Linked DNA regions of Homo sapiens: region 1 is linked to region 2. Evidence: chromatin contacts called from ENCODE Hi-C data. All regions are on one chromosome and are shown on one strand. Each heading gives the region's core, a stretch centred on a gene start or an enhancer-like site at or near the end of the contact. The rest is flanking DNA. Distances are from core to core; before and after follow the strand shown.

Region 1 (5,332 bases), core at 1,534-4,033, 1.9 Mb after region 2:
TCTGCAGATAATGGGGGGTGACTATAGAATTTCTTAGCTTGGCTGGGGAGCTAAAAGCATAGTTCCTACTATTCTTGCCAGAAAATGGGAAAAAATGTTCAATCCCATAATTTTATTATATGAAGTAGTGACACGGACAGGAGGCAGAAACAGTGGGTAGAAGAGGGCGGTTCCCAGCAAAGGCCCCACCCTCAAGCCTGGAAACCCACAGCCCTAAATGGGAACAGGCATTCCTGTTTTTGCATCCAAAAGCTGCCTATTGGCCCACCACACCCCCCTCTCCTGTATCCATATAAACCTGAGACCCCAGGCTCCAGAAGGAGACAAGGAGATGAACAGAAGAGCAGAAGAATAGCAGAACGGCGCAACAGAGAGAAGGAGCATCTGAATGCTAAGAGGGAGTTTACCTGGACATGATCGGAGAGGAGATATGTCACTGGACAGCCAAACTCCAGGGGAAGACCATCTTCCCACTCCATCCTTCTTCCACCTCCCCATCCATCCCACTGGGAGCCACCTCCATCACCCAATAAAAGCCCCACATTCATCCTTCAAGTCCACGTGTGATCTGATTTTTCCTGGATGCCAGAGAAGAAACAGGGAAACAGAAAACTTTCACACTGGCCCTCTGCCTTTGTGGAAAGGCAGAGGGTTCACTGAGCTGTCTAACCCTTAAGCTGCCTGTGGACCGCAAGGTTAAAAGAGCGCACTGTAACACACACCCACTTGGGTTTCAGGAGTCGCAGATACACACCCCTGGACGTTGCCGTGAGGCTGAAGCCTAGGGGCACTCATCCCAGCTCCTGCACCTGCCCATCTGTGTGCTCCCCTTCCCGTAAGGGGTTTAAGCATGCACGGTCACCAAACAGACAAGTTACACCACTGTGGCACATCCTGCAAGCGGGGGGGGAGGGGGGTCAGGGAACTCCTGTTTCAGTAGATATATCTGATGAAAATAATGCTCTCCTGAGGGGATGATCGTGTATGTGGTGTGTGTGCGTGTCTGTGTGTGTGTGCACGCGCATGCATGTGCCATGACTTTTAGCACGTGTGCATGTATGTGAGGGCTTGTCTGGGCAATAGTGTCATTTAGTCAGCTAATGGGAACAAGCATCAATGCTGTTCTCTTTACAAGGCTCCTGTTTGTCTCTTTCTTTCAAGTGTTCCTCATTGCATGTTCTTTTCCTGAGAGCCAGCGAGTCTTTTCATAGCTTGGAGACAAAGAAAATTACTCAGAACCATCTTGCTTGTGGTGTTTCAGGGAATCTCCCCTAGGCTGCTGCCATAGTAGGCGAAATGTATTGGTTTTGACTCTGAGTCTCGTGTAGGTTACCAAATGGCGGATTCTTAGCTCTGTGATTGCCGTGGCTCAGCAAGCACCCTGAGCTGAACATCTAGTGGTTTTAACTTACCTCCTGTTGGTCTTGGTGAAACGGTCCTGGCACACTTGAGCCATTTACTCAACATATCCTTGAGTGCCTCTCATGTGCCTGGCCCTGTCCTGGGTGTTTGGAATACATATGTAAAAGCCACATAAAGGCTATGTTCTTGGAGTCTCCATCAGGCTCTTTCATAACTTTCAGTTTCCCACCTTCTGGAATGAGAGGTCACTATTCCAGGCTGTGGGAATGCGTTCATTTGCTTGGCTTTTTTTTTTTTTTAAGCTTCTAATTTTGTATAATGTATGAATGAGACACCATTGCTGCCCTCAGGGAGTTTGTGTGTGACAGAGAGAGACGGACAGGCAGGCAGACGTGTAAGTACTGTGCCACCAGCAGACTGGCTTCGTGCCAGAATAAGGTAGGAGCCTCAGCTCTGAGGGGAGGCAGGAGAAGGAAAGAACGGCTCTTCAACTGGGGTGGCATTTTTTGACAGAGGTGCTGTTTGGCTTAGCCTATGGTCAGAGAGTGCTTGGGGGATGTGACAGTGGGGCATGTGGGAATGGAGGTAGTAGACGATGAGGTCTCCACCCTCTGACTTTGCAGAGATGGGCAAGGCCAAGTGTTGGAAGGGCTTAAACACACACCGGAGTATTCTGTGAGAACCAGTGGATTTCAGAGGATGGCAATGACACCACTTGCCTTCTGCCTCAGGAGGATAACTGATGGCCGTGTGTGGGATGCACTGGAGAGCAAGAGCTGGCTTGCAGGGAGACCAGCTGGATGATTTTCTTTCATTTATTTTATTCATTCAACACACATTCATCTGGGGTTCACTCTGTGCCCAACACTGGGCATTTCCAAATAGTCCAGATGGCAGTAAGCATGGTTGTGGCAGTAGGAATGGGAAGGCTGGGAGGGGTATGAGAGGCATTACAAACGGGAAGTGGGAGTGGCACCCCAGAAAAGTCTAGTTTAAGGTGCTAGTGGATGTGTGCATGTGTGCGCGGGGGTGTCTAGAGGGTGGCGGGCAGCTGGAAATTGAGGTCAAGTGCTTAAAGAACAACTCGTTGTGTAGGACCCCCCCCTTTGTGGTAACAGCAGAGGTTTTTGAGAATCGCCAGTAATTTCTTAAACTCAGGCTGGTTGGGAGGTCATTCAGCCAGGGAACTCCACAAAGAGTGTTGCCACTTGGGTCAAAGTAGACCTCTGAAAATAAATCTTACAAGTAATTGCTGGTTTTAGATGCCAGTTTAAGAAGAGTTAAACCACTGTCATGCCCTAACGCAAACACTTTCATGCCCTAACTCATCTTTCAAGTTTGAAATTTAAATGTATGTTTCTTTGTTCTGAGTGACTGAAACATACACATGAAGACAACTTTGGTGGATGCAGGTGGGCATCTCAGTTCCTTTTGCTGAGTTTCACTTGCTCTCTGCTTCACTCATCCATGGTGTAGAAAACTGCAGCAGTCTGCCCTGCCATAACACAGATAGACATCATCCCTCACAATGGCTGGATAATTCCAGATTTAATGCCAAACAGAGAAAACTGATTTTATTTATGTTTTGTGATAAGAGGTACAGAAAAAAAACGGAAAGCGATGTAATGACTTGTCTTGACCAAATGCTTCCACTGCTCTGGAGGAGACAACCCACTTCCCCTGGTTAAGGAGGGGTGTTGCGTTTTAAACATGTGGTGGTTGTTATTCATTGTACTTTTTTTTAAGGTAGGAGATGTTGTTCTTTGGACTGAGTTAAATGCTGCTTAGCATAAAAGACTTGATGTGGAACAAAGCCTGCAGACTGTGACTATTTGACATGCACTGGGCTAATGAGAAGACAGAATGTCTCTAATCAGCAGCAGAACAAACACTCACAAAGGGTCTCCTTCCCTCCTAGGACTTCCTTCGCTGGGCATCTGGCTGGGATTCTTGTTGGACTAATGTACACTCAAGGGCCTCTGAAGAAAATCATGGAAGCATGTGCAGGTACAGAATAAAACACCTTTGGCATGACAACAGCTTGGAAGTTCATGTTAATTTTAATGTGAACAGAAGCAACCCCAAGTTTCCCTGTGGTTCAGCTCAAGAATTCCCTAATATGCCTGTTTTTCTTTTTAAACCGAAAGGTAAAACAACCAGTGCAGTTCCTTACATTGCTCCACAAAAGAGGCTGCAAACTTAAATTTCGAATCTGATACTTTCTTAGGGGACAAATATCAGTATATATTTATACCCTCAACCTTAATGCTACCCGCAGAAAACCACGATTTCCTAAAGAATGCAGAGAACTAAAGTGCCTTTAAAATAATGCATTCTTCTATAATAGTCCATGAATTAATATACGTGCAAGGCAAAGGTGAAAAAGAAAACAAAGCCTGGACTGAAGTGCATGGCCAGTATTTTAAAGAATTCAGACTGATGACCGGGTCCTTGGTGGATGAGCCATATATTCATGCATGGCGAAACCAAGTCTGTTATTGCTTGAAGCTTAGCTCCTGCTTTTTTTAATTTTGTTTTTCCCTTCAAATTGATACTCAATGAAAATATTTCATTTAGAAATACTTGTATTTTTTAGACCTCTTAATTTTCAATGCGATTCTCATTTTGACTTGTAAGAAAACTGGTTTGCAAACACTTGTTTTATAGACTGAGTTCCACTATTTCATCTTTTATTCATGGGAAGTCTTCTGAGACTATTTTACCTTTTCTTGAACCATAAATAATTTGTTTCACAGTTTGTGCTGATGACTGGTATTCTTGAGAACCATATAATATTCATGATAGTAGAAAGCTTTCCAGGCACTGCACTGGCACCTTTATTAGCAGGTCGTGTTCACTTTTGGTTGATTTTTACAGGCTGTGTTGCATTTAAGCAGATCCTCATTTTCCCACGTTTGCTTATTAATGTGTTTCCACTGTACGTACTTAGAGGAGGCAGTGGGAGCTTCATTTATTGAAAATGTCCAGTTTTATTGTATTTTCAATACAATTTAATACTCATTAGTACTGATAAAAGAGATGATTCTCGGGAGTTTAATGTCTTGTTTCTTTTTTCTGTGTCTCATGATGAAGCGGTTAGTAAAGCTTTTTGCAGACATGTTATGAAATTTAAGCAAGTGCTTTGTTTAATTTTTAAAGAGGATTTTCCCCTAATTATAATATTTAAACTCTTAGTTTTAAAAGCCTTAAAAAATAAGTGGTGACTTATTTCTACACCACTCCATTTTCAAAGTAATAAATACAATAGCAAATTAAATAGGAAAATTAGAACACTCAGTGCAATTTGCAAATAGCCTGCGAACTCGGCCTTTTTTCTGTGAGCTGAGAATTGAAGGACACAGGAACCCCATGGAAAACGACCCAGCATGTGGAAGCTGCTGTCTGATGCCTCCTGGAAGAGGAGGGTCACCCTGAGGGTGTGGCCCTTGGCCCTCCCTCTCTCATTTCATTCAGCCGTGCCAAATTGACTGAGTAGACAGTCCTACTGCCTTCTGTAGGGACAAGAAAGAGTGAAGTCCCCTAGGAAGGGTAGGGAGGATGGCTCTCCTAACACCTTCTTTGAGGAAGGTTCTCCATTTAGCCAGAGTGTCTCTGCTTGTACAGAGACATCAAAGCCGAGGCTTGGTACTTTGGCAGGCAAAGACTAAGGAACTTCAGTGAGTGTAAATTAGGGTTTCATTTTCCACTACACACACACACACACACACACACACACACACACACACATTCTTTTCCCTGTAGGGACACACACACACTCTTTTCCAGTTAGGGCTGGCCCCCAAACAAAAGGGAGTTTATTTTAATAAGTGTTTAGAAATCATTTGAAATGACCTTGGGCTTTGTCCAGAGAACTTTCTAATTACTGGAACAATTAGCATTTAAAGCTTTATGGCTGCCATTAAAATGTTTATTTCTTTTACGTTTAGGCGGTTTTTCCTCCAGTGTTGGT
Region 2 (4,755 bases), core at 362-2,861:
CTGAAAACAAAGGAGAACATTGTGTTGGCCAAGGTGAAGCAGGATTTCTTCATACAAGCACTGAGACTTGATTTGGGACCTGGACAATAGTAGGACTTTGAAAGTTACTACTATAACCCCAAGAGAAGAGACTCTCCAGTGTTTGTAAGAATCACATGGATAAGTTGTTTAAAATGTGGATTCCTTGACCCTAACCAGGAGCTCAGTAGCTCTCATTTGGGGGGTTTAGTAATCTGGCTTTATAAAGACCATCCATTGGCGGGCACGGTGGCTCATGCCTGTAATCCCAGAACTTTGGGAGGCCAAAGGTGGGTGGATCATTTGAAGTCAGGAGTTCGAGACCAGATTGGCCAACATGGTGAAACTCTGTCTCTACTAAAAATACAAAAATGAGCTGGGCATGGTGGCATGCACCTGTAATCCCAGGTACTCAGGAGCCTGAGGCAGGAGAATCACTTGAACCTCGGAGGTGGAGGTTGCAGTGAGCCGAGATTGCACCACTGCGCTCCAGCCTGGGCAACAGGGCGAGACGCTACCTCAGAAAAAAAAAAAAAAAAAAAAAAAAAGAGCATCGAAGTGATGCCTGTTAAAGACACTACACAGACCACACTTTGAGAAACAATGCCTCAGAAGCTGGTTCACCTAATAGTTTTCTTAGGCAGAAAATCATATAATAGTGCCCTCTGTGGCACTACCTCCCAACACAAACTATTTTTATACTGCACGGAGATCTCATTTATAAAATCAAATATTCTCTTTTCCTAATGTATACTCAGTCAGGTGGAATTAACTAACCAGCTGGATCACACCGCATGTTTAGGAAATGGAGGAGAAAACCCTGGAATAAAGCCAGCCTCTTCACTGGCCACGGCTGTGCTTGGAATTTGTAAACCTGGTCATGCTTGTCATGTCCCTCAGGTATTGTCTAAATCAGGGTTTCTTAAACTCAGCACTATTGACATCTTGGATCTGATCATTTGTTGTTTGTGTGTGGGGGTGTCCCTTGTATTGCAGGATGTTTTGTAGCATCCCTGGCTGGCCTCTACCCATGGATACCAGTAGCAAACTCCCCGCCCTCTGCTGTGCCCATCTGTGACAGCCACTGAGGTCCTCAGAAGTTGCCAAAACTTCTTGGGGGAGGGCAGGGAAAAATCTCTCCCCAACCCTAGGTCTAAATCTAGTATTTAGTTTTTACTTTCCGCCCCCCCCCGGCTTTGTTTTTCGGAGATGGGGTCTCACTCTGCCACCCAGGCTAAAGTGCAGCGGTGTGATCATAGCTCACTGCAACCTTGAACTCTTGGGCTCAAATGACTCTCTTGCCTCAGCCTGCTGAGTAGCTGGGATTACAAATGTGTATCATCACACCTTTTTTCATTTTAATTTTTTTTGAGGTGGGGTCTTGCTATGTTGCCCAATCTAGTCTAGAACTCCTGGTTTCAAGAGATCCTCTCACCTCAGCTTCCTGGTAGCTGAGATTACAGGTGTGAGCCACCAAATCCAGTATTTCCTTGATGATGGCTTCCAGAGCCAGGGATCTCCTGGCAGATGGTGGAGATTTCTCTTTGGACCAGAGTTAGTACCTCTTGAAAGCCGAGCTGACTTGCTTGGAAGAACCTCAGACCTACTGTCCTTCAAATCAGTGCCCTCTTTCACTTCTCTACATGTCTCAAAACACCACTATTCAAATTAGTGCATAAGCCTAGGTTTCTGTTTCTGTTCTGGGACGTCTCTATTAAAATGCAGCTTCACTTGCCTGGAAAAGCTACAAACCCATTATAATCTTCAATAACTTAGAATATTATCTCAGAAGAGGCAAACTGGTCACCTAGGCAAAGGCCCAAGGAATTGGGGATGAGGATACACGTTTCAAGCATGAAAGCATGTCATTGGGACTGTGGTGTTGGCCACTGTGGGTAAGACCACTGTGCTGGCCTTCACACTTACTTGCCAGGTACCTCTGGGTGACTTCCCTAACCTCTCTGGAAATGAGTCTCCTTATCTGCAAAATAAAGATAACCACAGTATCTACTTTATTAGATGTTGTGAGGCTTATTAATAGAATATTGGTGAAGTGCTTAGCGCCATGTGTGGAATATAATAAAATGCTCAGTGGATGTCAGTTGTAAGTTGGATTATAAAGTAATTGTGTTGAGGTCATCTTGAGCTGCGCTGCTACAGTGTATGGTTTATGAGTGCAGGATGATCCTAGCTGCTCATGCATTGAGCATTAGGAGGAGGAGCTCCGGGCACAAAAAGGGCACCAGCTCCGGGCACAAAAAGGGCACCTCGAAAGTGGCAGTGAAAGGAATAGGATGCTTCAGAAAGGAAGGGAGTAGCCAGAAGACCCCTTGGTTTGGATAAGGATAATTAGGTTAAACAGCCTCTCTTCCCCTGCACACTCACTCCTTCCACAACTGACCTCTTTGTGCTCATTGTGTCTTGCAACACTGGCTATTTCATTTTTAAATCCCCTCTGTGCACAACTACAAAAGGTTCCAATTATCCTATTTCTGTCATCTCCCTTTATCCCACAAAGAAGACTCAAATTCCAAGGAAGTTAAGAAAGCCAAGTTTTAACCAATATCATATGTTTAAAAAAAAAAAAGAACTTTTCATGGTTACTTTTCTGCCTAAGCGGGACTGTAAATTCCCAGAGCAATAAACAGTATCCTCTTTATGTTTCAACGGTGCGGGATCTCCTACTGGCATGTGGCAAATACCAACATTATAATTACCAATTTGATGTTGTGAACAGCAGAAAAGAGTATTGCACTTTGTTTTCTCCCCGTCTTCCTCTTTTTCCTTTGAATAAATTTCCAAGGCCACGGAAAGGTATTAAAGTACACTGACAAAGAGACATTTAATCTGACTTTGTTCTCTTTTGCAAGGGTATCATAGATTGGGAAGGAGATCCGCTACCTAGACTGCATCAAAAGATCTTTGGCAGCATTTAAAATTGGCATCCTTCTTGCTTTGGTTGGCATTAGGGAACATATTTTCAGGAACCAGTTCTGAATTTGTGTTGACTTCTTCTTTCTCACTGCCCATAACTACAGAGTGGAGACTGCCATGATAAGCCATTTCTTTTTTTCTTTTAGGCAGAGTGCATCTCACTGCATTCACAGTGAGGAGAGCATTGGATGGCATCAGGAAGCCTGTATTCAACATCTATCGCTGATAGGTTGAGTGACCTCAGGCAAAAACAGTAATCTTTCTGGACTTCTTGTTCTGAAGCTTTTTTTAAAAAAACTCTAAACTTCTATGTTTGTGTGTTTTTAAATAAAACAACTTGTATCAGCCATTTCCAGGTAAACCTACAACCGGACCCCAAAAAATAAGCCTTTATTATTTTCTTTTTTTTTTTTTTTTTACCTCAAGTACCACTTAGGCAAGAAAAATGATTTTTCAATCAGAGCTCCTCTTTCTCCACATTTAGTCCAGATGATGCACCCAAAAAGATGCTACTGTCTCTCATTCCCTGCTCTCAGCTGGATTCTACTTCAGAAGGAAACAGCTGTGCCTTCTCACTAGATGACATTGCCCTTGACATGATTTGTAAATAAAGCACTGGAAATAATTTTGGGGCTGTTTTCACACCCACTTAATTTATTGATAATATCTTGCTAAAATCTGAATATTCAGTTATGTATTTTTAACATCTCATTACTTTCGCCTTGAATACAGCTGCAAAACGGAAGCCGACACTGGGAAACCCTTCCTTTCCAACAGGCCTGATGTTCAGTTTTGTCCCCCTCTGCTCTTTGGGTTGACTTCAGTAGTCATTGCCAAGACTGAGTCTTTGTATAAAAGCCTGAGCTTTTCATCTGCTGGAGAAAAAGGCAGAGTCAATATGGGTGTGACATATACAGTCCTCCTTGTTGTGGAAATTGTACCTTGATTTTCCTATGGGGAACACCTCCTCTATCCCCTCACCTTCCAGAGCACATCAAACAAGGTGACCTGACCCACCTCCACCAATCAGATTGTTCCTTCTCTGAACTTGAACCTTGAGAGGAATGATATATAAAGGCAGAAAACAGCCATGATTTATACCAAAGACAGTGTCTTGAATGCTGCACATTTATTATCATTATTATAATTATTATTGTTATTCCTATTGTTCCTGGGCTCCTGCTCCCGCCGTGCTTACTGAGGCCTCTTGCTTAGCTCTTCCTCCAGTCTGAGGGGATTCCCCTACCTGCACTCTTTATTTTCCTTGACCTAGCTAAGGTCATTTTCTTTTTGTAACCATATAACTATTTGCAACCATATGTTTATTTACACTGTAAATGGGTACAGACATTGTGCTAAGTATTCAGGATAACCAGAAGAATAAAATAACTTATTTGTCTTTACAGAGCTTAGAGGAGTTGGTTTGGCAGGTGCTGTGATGAGAGATTTGCATCAGAAAGTACTAAAAGTCTAACAAATGAAAATTTCATTATCATTTCTTCCATATGTCCTTTCAAGGGCCAAAAAGCAAACCAACTATATGCTCATTCCCTTTCCTTCTAAATACCCTTCCATGCAACTTTATCATGATTTTACTAACATAATCATCCACCTAAGTGATAAAACTGGAAACTTGGTACTCATTTTCAACTTCCCTTATCCCTTATGTGCACAATGAACGCATCACCAAATTCTTTTTTTTTTTTTTTTTTTTTTTTTTTGAGATGGAGTTTCGCTCTGTCGCCCAGGCTGGAGTGCAGTGGCGCTATCTCGACTCACTGCAAGCTCCGCCTCCCGGGTTCA

What was found. A loop is a pair of places that touch in the nucleus more often than their neighbours do. Pooled maps may share reads with other maps.
Region 1: a pooled map shows a loop between it and region 2 (2.8-fold over the local background). The contact joins two enhancer-like sites. A Hi-C loop is called at or near these places in 1 of 168 maps with a recorded cell type or tissue (OCI-LY7), 2 of 37 single-sample maps with no recorded cell type and 5 of 50 pooled maps.

What each region holds. Positions count from the first base shown.
Region 1 is chr2:226,903,513-226,908,844 of GRCh38, forward strand. RHBDD1 (rhomboid domain containing 1) reads left to right here. Exons shown (of 9, transcript NM_001167608.3): 6 at 3,281-3,369; 7 at 5,310-5,332. Among named protein-coding and RNA genes, the nearest start is that of RHBDD1, 70 kb to the left of the region's middle. RefSeq lists a silencer at 1,335-1,484. Within about 2 kb of position 2,784, at least 3 of the 41 ENCODE cell types and tissues checked have a DNase peak (open chromatin) inside an H3K27ac peak, as active enhancers do; they include OCI-LY7, where a contact is called at or near this core.
Region 2 is chr2:224,956,085-224,960,839 of GRCh38, forward strand. The region is part of intron 1 of DOCK10 (dedicator of cytokinesis 10); the gene reads right to left. Among named protein-coding and RNA genes, the nearest start is that of MIR4439, 52 kb to the right of the region's middle. RefSeq lists an enhancer at 1,664-2,053. Within about 2 kb of position 1,612, at least 6 of the 41 ENCODE cell types and tissues checked have a DNase peak (open chromatin) inside an H3K27ac peak, as active enhancers do; they include OCI-LY7, where a contact is called at or near this core.